Linked DNA regions of Homo sapiens: region 1 is linked to region 2. Evidence: chromatin loops called from intact Hi-C (ENCODE). Cell type or tissue: CD4-positive, alpha-beta T cell. All regions are shown on one strand. Each heading gives the region's core, and the rest is flanking DNA. Links, peaks and the distances in the headings are about the cores only.

The links. Peaks named below come from ENCODE experiments on the same cell type or tissue, not always from the same donor. Only the 100,000 strongest peaks of a DNase experiment are listed, where the experiment ranks them.
Region 1: it touches region 2 in a loop (2.2-fold over the local background); 3 of 110 quality-filtered maps call a loop at or near these places.

What each region holds. Positions count from the first base shown.
Region 1 is chr3:177,183,010-177,187,408 of GRCh38, forward strand. All of the region lies in intron 1 of TBL1XR1 (TBL1X/Y related 1), which reads right to left. Among named protein-coding and RNA genes, the nearest start is that of TBL1XR1, 12 kb to the right of the region's middle. In CD4-positive, alpha-beta T cell, for the core only: no CTCF peak of the experiment used is centred there; no DNase peak of the experiment used is centred there.
Region 2 is chr3:177,652,770-177,657,168 of GRCh38, forward strand. The region is part of intron 3 of LINC00578 (long intergenic non-protein coding RNA 578); the gene reads left to right. Among named protein-coding and RNA genes, the nearest start is that of LINC02015, 160 kb to the right of the region's middle. RefSeq lists silencers at 78-278, 192-486. In CD4-positive, alpha-beta T cell, for the core only: no CTCF peak of the experiment used is centred there; no DNase peak of the experiment used is centred there.

The DNA of each region.
Region 1 (4,399 bases), core at 82-4,081, 470 kb before region 2:
CTTATCATTTGTATCTTACTTCTTATGTATGCCTTACAAAATTGAGGCACCATAACTTCAGAATCCTCATACAGCTTCAGAATACAACCTAAAGACATTAGCACCAATAAATGTAACTCATCCATGCTCTGTCATTCAGAACGTCGACGTTTCTGAGTACTGACTCTAAATCCATAAAAGTAGAAAAGTACAATTCTATACTCCTTTGAACGAGTATTTTCTAAATTCACTGAATAAAATTAAGTAATAAAATTCATTTAGGTTTATAAAAGCATGTTTTTAAATGAAGAGTACAGAAAATGTGTGTGCATAAGTTCCTGATAACCCTTCAGTTATTTCTGCATGTATACATACCCTGTGTTGTGCCATATGGATTTTTAGTGAGAATCCATGTTAACGTTTGTGTAAAATTTAACATATATATTTGAAGTGACTGATAAAGCAGTTGTCAGTTGTCAACCAGAGCAGTGTTGCCTGGAGAAAAGTAGGGATTCCACTCCGGAAAGCAAAAATTTTTTTGAGACGGAGTTTCACTCCTTCACCCAGGCTGGAGTGCAGTGGTGCGATTTTGGCTCACTGCAACCTCCGCCTCCCGGGTTCAAGTGATTCTCCTGCCTCAGCCTCCGCAGCTGGGATTACAGGCACCCGCCACTACACCTTGCGAATTTTTTCCTCAAACTCCTGACCTCAGGTGATCCACCCACCTCAGCCTCCCAAAGTGCTGGGATTACAGGCATGAGCCACTGCGCCCGACCAAAAAACTTTATTTTTAAGAAAGGTACAATCTTCTTTTTCTTGAAACATCTAATCGGCCGGGCATGGTGGCTCACGCCTGTAATCCCAGCACTTCGGGAGGCCAAGGCAAGGTGGATCACCTGAAGTCAGGAGCTCGAGACCAGCTCTTCACCACAGTAACATACTGAGAGTTCACTGCCAAAAATGAGACAAAGACTCTCCTACCTAGTCTCCTGTTACTGCTGAGAAGAGGGCCATGACAGTGCCCTCAAAGGAAGGCTAGTGTCAAAGTCACAGTGCAGCACAATTCTGTGCACCAAAACAGGTGCTCCCTTTCTCTGAGGTTGCTCCAGTTGAAGTTGAAAATGAGCACAACTAGAAGGCAAGCCCCTTTACTGGTAAACTAAATAGCCAACAAAAAGCTGCAAGTGACACAATTGCAAATGACACCAACTGCAACCAAAAATAGCATTAAAATCTAATATATCTGTCACCTTGACATCAATAACACATACATCTAAGTTTGTAAGTCATGACAGGATCGGTGCAGTATCAGAAGCCATAGTTCCACAAATCCCATTGTGCCAAATACTATAATTATTAAAGTCAACCACTATGAGAACCCCAATATTCACCTAATGTCCAAACCCTTGGCAAAGCAATACCTTTGAAATAAGACAAAATGTAGTACTTCTGGACAACCAAAACCTCCTAAAGTTTGCACTAAATTATTTTCTAAGTATCAAGCTTGGATAGGATTCAAAATTCACCAGTTGGCCAGGTGCGGTGGCTCACGCCTGTAATCTCAGCACTTTGGGAGGCAGAGGCCAGTGGATCACCTTAGGTCAGGAGTTCAAGACCAGCTTGTCCAACATGGTGAAATCCCGTCTCTACTAAAAATACAAAATTAGCCAGGTATGGTGGCACATGCCTGTAGTCCCAGCTACTCAGGAGGCTGAGACAGGAGAATCACTTGAACCCTGGAGGCAGAGGCTGCAGTAAGCCGATCGCACCACTGCACTCCAGCCTGGATGAGACAGAGCAAGACTGTGGCTCAAAAAAAAAAAAAAATCATCACTGATTCACCACTGGTCTAAGGACCCAGTCATGAAACAGAAACAACACTTGTTAATCATACCACTACTCTAATTCTGCCAACAAGTCTGAAAAATGAAAATAAGTGTTTACAGAAATATACAGTTACAGCTCTTTAAGAACTGACTGAAAAGCACAGGAGAAATTAACATCATTTTCCCCCTTCTTTTGACCATCCTATCCAAATCCAAAGAAATAAAGTTTTTAAAAGCTTAACCACATGCCTCGATTTTTCAATTTTTTTTTCAAAATGGTAATAAGAACATCAACAGTTCAAAAGGTTACACATGAAAATAAGTCTCTCTGACATCTGACTACATAATCTACCTACCCCAACAGCATTGTTATCAGTCTCTTCCACAGCTTTCTAGAGTCACTCTAAGCACACACAACAAGCATATATAAATACACACATACTCATACACACTGTATTGCATGTGTCCTCCTTTCCAGTCTTCTACCCCTTAAGTTAAAATAGCAGCCAACCGGCCAGGGGCAGTGGCTCACGCCAGTAATTCCAGCACTTTGGGAGGCCGAGGAGGATGGATCACTTGAGGTCAGGATTTCAAGACCAGCCTGGCCAACATGGCGAAACCCCATTTCTACTTAAGTACAAAAAAATTAGCCAAGCATGGTGGCATGAGCCTGTCCCAGCTACTCAGGAGCCTGAGGCAGGGGCATCACTTGGACCCAGGAAGCGGAGGTCACTGTGAGCCAAGATCAACGCCATTGCACTCCAGTCTGGGTCACAGAATGAGACTGTTTCCAAAAAAAAAAAACCAGTATTTTCTGACCCTTTGTCTTTTCATTTAAAAGTATCTTTGAGAAGGTCCCTTATTAACAAAAAAATCAAACACCAAATCTAAATAAATATATAAAAGAAGCATTGGCTGGGCACAGCAGCTCACACCAATAATCCCAACACTTTGGGAGGCAGGAGGACTGCTTGAGTCCAGGAATTCGAGACCAGCCTGAGCAACATAGTGAGATCCTCTCTCTACAAAAAATTAAAAATAAAAAAATTGGCTGGGCATGGTGCTGCTCGTCTGTAGTCCTACCTACTCAGGAGGCTGAGGTAGGAGGACTGCTTAAGCCCAGGAGTTGGAGGGTAAAGTGAGCCATGTTCACACCACTGCACTCCAGCCCAGGTGACAGAGCAAGACCCTGCCTCAAATAAATAAATAAATAAATATAAGTAAATAAAGGAACACTTCACATCTCTCACCAGGTGTCAAAACTAGTGACCTCTGCCAGCAGGACACAAGGAAGTCCAAGGTCAAAGATGTATTCCCATGATACACCTGGGGTTTTTTTGCACAAGAACACAATACAATAACAGTCTGCACTCCTAACCCCAGTCTGTAATTTTACAAATGTATATCCGTTACTAAAGAGGACAGAGAACAGTAATTTAAAGAAAACCCATCATTTTACTAGGGGAAAAATCTTAAGCATGTATATTACATTGTTATATGAATGAGTGCCAAAGAGCACTGCTACAGCTACAAATCGTATCCTAAAATCCTTATTTTTTATAAGTTCTGCCCCATAAAAAGGTAATTGCAGAAAAAGAAAAGATAAATTCATTATCTATTCTCATTACCTTATTTCAGAAACCCAAAGTAGATGAGTCAATTGCCTTATACTGTGAGTTAATGACATATGATAGCCACTAAACAGAAATGTAGCAACATTAGTATACACTCTTCCCAATTAGCCTGTTGAAATTAAAGGAAGAGAATAAAACATCTCTCCCTAACCCATAAACTGTGTTCTATTCACAGTTGAAGGTAACCACTAAAATATGTTATTACTATACCCCATCTGGCAAGGTGTTTGCTTATGCTCATGTCACATACTTTCCAGACTATTACTCTATGAAAGGCTGTAGATTTTTAGTACTTAAATACTCTAAAAAAAATTTCCATATAGATCCCCGTCAAAACTCATAAAATTGAAATCATGGCCAGTCGTGGTGTCTCACACCTGTAATCCCAGCACTTTGGGAGCCTGAGGCTGGCAGATCACTTAAAAGTCAGGAGTTCGGCCAGGCGTGGTGGCTCACGCCTGTAATTCCAGCACTTTGGGAGGCCGAGGCGGGCGGATCACAAGGTCAGGAGATCGAGACCATCCCGGCTAACAGGATGAAACCCCGTCTCTCCTAAAAACACAAAAAAATTAGCCGGGCGTGGTGGCGGGCCCCTGCAGTCCCAGCTACTCAGGAGGCTGAGGCAGGAGAATGGCATGAACCCGGGAGGCGGAGTGTGCCATGAGCCGAGATCGTGCCACTGTACTCCAGCCTGGGCAACAGAGCAAGACTCTGTCTCAAAAAAAAAAAAAAGTCAGGAGTTCGAGACCAACCTGGCCAACATGGCAAAACCCTATCTCTACTAAAAATACAAAAATTAGCCATGTGTGGTGGCGGGCGCCTGCAATCCCAGCTGCTCGGGAGACTGAGGCAGGGAGAATCGCTTGAACCCGGGAGGCAGAGGTTGCAGTGAACCAAGATTGTGCTATTGCACTCCAGTCTGGACAACAGAGACTCTATCTCAAAAAAAAAAAAAAAAAA
Region 2 (4,399 bases), core at 213-4,212:
TGAAACTAAAGGCTGGTCGGATGTAGCATTGCAGAATTGGTTTTAGGTTCTCTTCTACTAGGCAAAATTTAAGGTAGTGAGCAGCATGCGCTGCGGTATCTAGACATAAAAGCCTTTATAAAAGTGAAAAAAATGTCAAAATGATAATTTTGAAAAAATGAGGTTCAACTCTTACTCTTAATTAGAAACACCAGAGAGAACACATAACACAGGAGTTCTTGTTACAAATCTGGCCTCTGTTTACCTAACACTTTCCTCTTGCGGGCTGCCTTGTCTCATTTCGAAGGCATTGCAGGAACTGTTTATGACCCTGGCCTGCTCACTCCCCTACAGCTGGTTTATTTTTGACTGCCAGTCAGTCAAGGTGCTAATTGTGCTTATGAATATCTCACAGCTGTTCTTAACACATTGTTCCAAACAGTTCTCTTTGGCATTTAACCATGAATTTTGACTTTTTTTCCCCAGTGCTAACATTCAAGACTCCACTGGGTTGAGAGCTCCTACTTTTTTTTTTTTTTCCTTAACTTATATTTTAGGTTAAGGGTAGATATGCAGGTTTGTTATGTAGGTAAACTCCTGTCACACGGGTTTGTTGTATGGTCCCAATGCTAAGATACTAAGCCTAGTACTCAATAGTTATTTTTTTCTGCTTTTCTCCCTCCTCCCGTCCTCCACCCTCAAATAGGCCTCAGTGTCTGCTGTTCTCTTCTTTGTGTCTATGTGTTCTCATCATTTAGCTTCTGCTTATAAGTGAGAACATGCAGTATTTGGTTTTCTGTTCCTGTGTTAGTTTGCTAAGGATAATGGCCTCCAGCTCCACCCATGTTCCTGCAAAGGACGTGATCTTGTGCTTTCTTATGGCTGGGTAGTAGTCCATGTTGTATATGTACCACACTTTCTTTATCTGGTCTATCATTGGTGGGCATTTAGGTTGATTTCATTTCTTTTAATTTGCCCAAAAACCCCCAAACAACCCCATTAAAAAGTGGGCAAAGAACATGAACAGACAATTTTCAAAGGAAGACATACATGTGGCCCGGGAAGCATATGAAAAAAGCTCAATATCGCTGATCATTAGGGAAATGCAAATCGAAACCACAACGAAATACCATCTCACGAACCAGTCAGAATGGCTATTATTAAAAAGTCAAAAAATAATAGATGCTGGTGAGGTTGCAGAGAAAGGGGAACGCTTATACACTGTTGGTAGGAGTGTAAATTCGTTCAACCATTGCAGAAAGCAGTGTGGTGATTCCTCAAAGAGCTAAAAACAGAACTACCGTTGGACCCAGCAATCTCAATCTCATTATTGGGTATATACCCAAAAGAATATGAATCATTCTACCATAAAGACACATGCACGTGAATGTTCATTGCAGCCCTATTCATGAGAGCTCCTACTTTTGATGTTAACTTCCATTTCCTTTTAATGCTCACCTCTTCTATTGTTTCTTTGCTGCAACCACCTTCCATTTTATTTTTTAAAATAAAATTTTCTTTTAGTAGTTTTAGAAAAATGCAGAAAACATGAAAAGATAGCAAGGAGTTCCCATAAATTCATCACCCAGTTTTTCCTATTTTTAGCACCTTAAATTATTATGGTGTATTTGTCACAATAAATGAACCAATTTTAAATATAGTTCATACTTTATTCAGATTCCCTTAGTTTTTACTTAATATTCTTTTTCTCTTCCAGAATCCCATTCAGGATGCCACATTACATTCAGTATGTCTTCTTAGACTCCTATGGGCTGTGACAGTATCTCAGAATTTCCTTGCTTTTGAATATATTGAGTTTTGGTAAGGTATTTTGTAGACTATTCCTCAAGTGGAATGTATCTGATGTTTTTCTCATGAGTAGACTGGGTTTATGGATTTGGAGAGGAAGACCACCATATCATATCAAGGGTGCATGCTATCAATGTGACTTCTCACTGTTGATGTTTGATGGAGGTAACCTGTTGGTAACCTGACTGAGGTAGTGTTTGCCAGATTTCTCCACTATGAAGTTACTTTTCCCCTCGCGTTCACACTGTGCTCTTTGAAAATGAGTTTCTATACACACGCCATACTTAAAGAATGGGGAATTATGCCTCACCTCTTGGAGCGTAAAGTGTTCACTGTATATAAATTATTTGAAATTCTTCTTTTCTTTTCTGTTCTTTTTTTCTTTCCTTTTCTTTCTTTCTTTCTTTCCTTCTTTCTTTCTTTCTTTTTCTTTCTTTCTTTTCTCTTTCTTTCTCTTTCCTTCCCTCCCTCCCTCCCTTCCTTCCTTCCTATTTAAAAATCAGTATGTGTGTTATACTTTGGATTATATATAATCAAATACTACATTATTTTTAAACTTAAATTGGAGACCAACTTTATTTTTAAGGAGTCACTTGTCACTTCCGACACCCCATCTCTTAATAGTCTTGATTATTATAAGCAGAATAGTATGGTTTAGAGAGTTTAAACTGTATCAACACAATTCTAGACAGCTATTTTCAAAGGCTTCTTCCAGATCCTCCCTTTCTATCCTCCTTCACAATCCCAAGACATTTAAAAGAATAACCTGTGCTTAGAACCCTGCTGATAGAAATGCTTCTGGTTTTAGGTAACTGCCCAAACTTACTGGAACATTACCCTACCTTCTACTCCACTTCGCTGATGTAGTTTTCATCATATCTTCTGTGTGTTGTATTGAGCACTGGCACTCAATAAATATGAAATGATGATCAATACAAGGCACTAAGTGGTCTCAGTTGAGAAAATACTGAACAGAAACACAAAAATATCAAGGTATAATACAATTTTCTTTTCCGTCATCACTGGTTAGCCCGGTTTGAACTTTCTAGATACAGAAGATAGAACATCATGTTGTCCAAAATATAATGAAAATTTCTTCCCAGAAGGCTTTTTAAGGGCAAATGGAAGTACATTTTAAGCCCATAAATCTGTTGCTCATTGTAGATTTTTCTTTACTATATTTTTCAAGTTCATCCCAAGCCATAAATGTCTAAGTGACTTCATGTGCTTGAGGCTCTGAATTTTTACGTTCCCACCACATTCAATTAGTTGGCTCCTTTTGCCCGAGGAAGAAATGGCTTGTTATTTTTTGACTAAAATGCTCCATCTGTTATAACGGCCTTCGTGTATTCATTTTTATCAAGTTACCAGCCACATGTGCCGCTCCAATTATTAGAAATGGAGTTTAGAAAATCTATAATCCCTCCCTAGACAAATATCTTTTTAAATGCTGTTCCACTGGTTGACTTGAGTCCAGAACTCTTTGGGGGCGATTTTCGTTTTCTTTAGTAACAGCCCCTGGAATGCTTTCTACAAGCACGGAATTAGGCAATGGTAAGCACTTCTTGAAGATTACTCTTCTGTTTCATCCTGGTATCTTGAGGTGGATCTCCTTGGTATCTCTGATCCACGATGTTTGCAAAGCCAGACCACTCCCTTATGACTCCAAGGGGCTTCCTGGTTTACTGCTTCTCTGGCCTAGCCCTTCCAATGTTCAGATGTGGTATATGACACAGTTACCTGCTCTGCGGTCTTGCAATGATCATTTATTGTGTTTTTTTTATAAATCATGTCCCCCCAAATTTGAAAATGATGGGCTTATAGTTGGCATTTTTTGGGTGGGCCCATATATATGGATGCTGTGGAATCGAAGTGTGGTATGGAGTACACGCATGTACAGCTGTTTGGTTGGTGGCAGAGGTAGCACTAGGAAAATGGGAATGGTGGTTGCAAAAGGGGCCACAGGTATGGTGTAAGATCTTGACATATGGGAAGCTGTCAGTACCTAACATACGGGAAAAACATTATTTTAGAGCTACATGTGCCTGCTCTCTAAATCATAGAAGCATTGAAGAAAGACTTTGGATTTACCTGAAGTCCTGAGTTCTAGTCCTGTTTTTGTCTCCAACTGGTTGTGTAGCCTACAATAAGTCACTTGGACTCTATAGACCTCTGTTGTCTCATTTGCACCTAAGCGGGTTGGACTAAGACACTTTGGTTCTTGTAATATTGAATAGTTTTTGACAATTTTTCACAAGGCTGCCTTATTTGCCAAGCTAGCATAAGGTCGAATTTTGTGGATATAAAGAATGAAGATAGGTTTTAACCATCTCTCTTTTACTGGAAACAAGAGCAAGCTGGAAATTAAAATGAATTTAAATGCATTTCTACCATGTAGATTTATTGAGTGCATGATACTAAGAATGCAGTAGTGAATAAGACACAGCCCTGTCCTCAAATGTGCTGTTTGTAGACACAAAACATGTCAGTTCCCCCTCCTTCTCTCCACACTCCTACCAGATCTTGAAGGAAACAGTCTGGGACCAAATCTCTGGTTGGCTTTTTCCAAAAGCTCTATTATCTCAGGGTTGTGGCAGAGACCCTTGAAGAG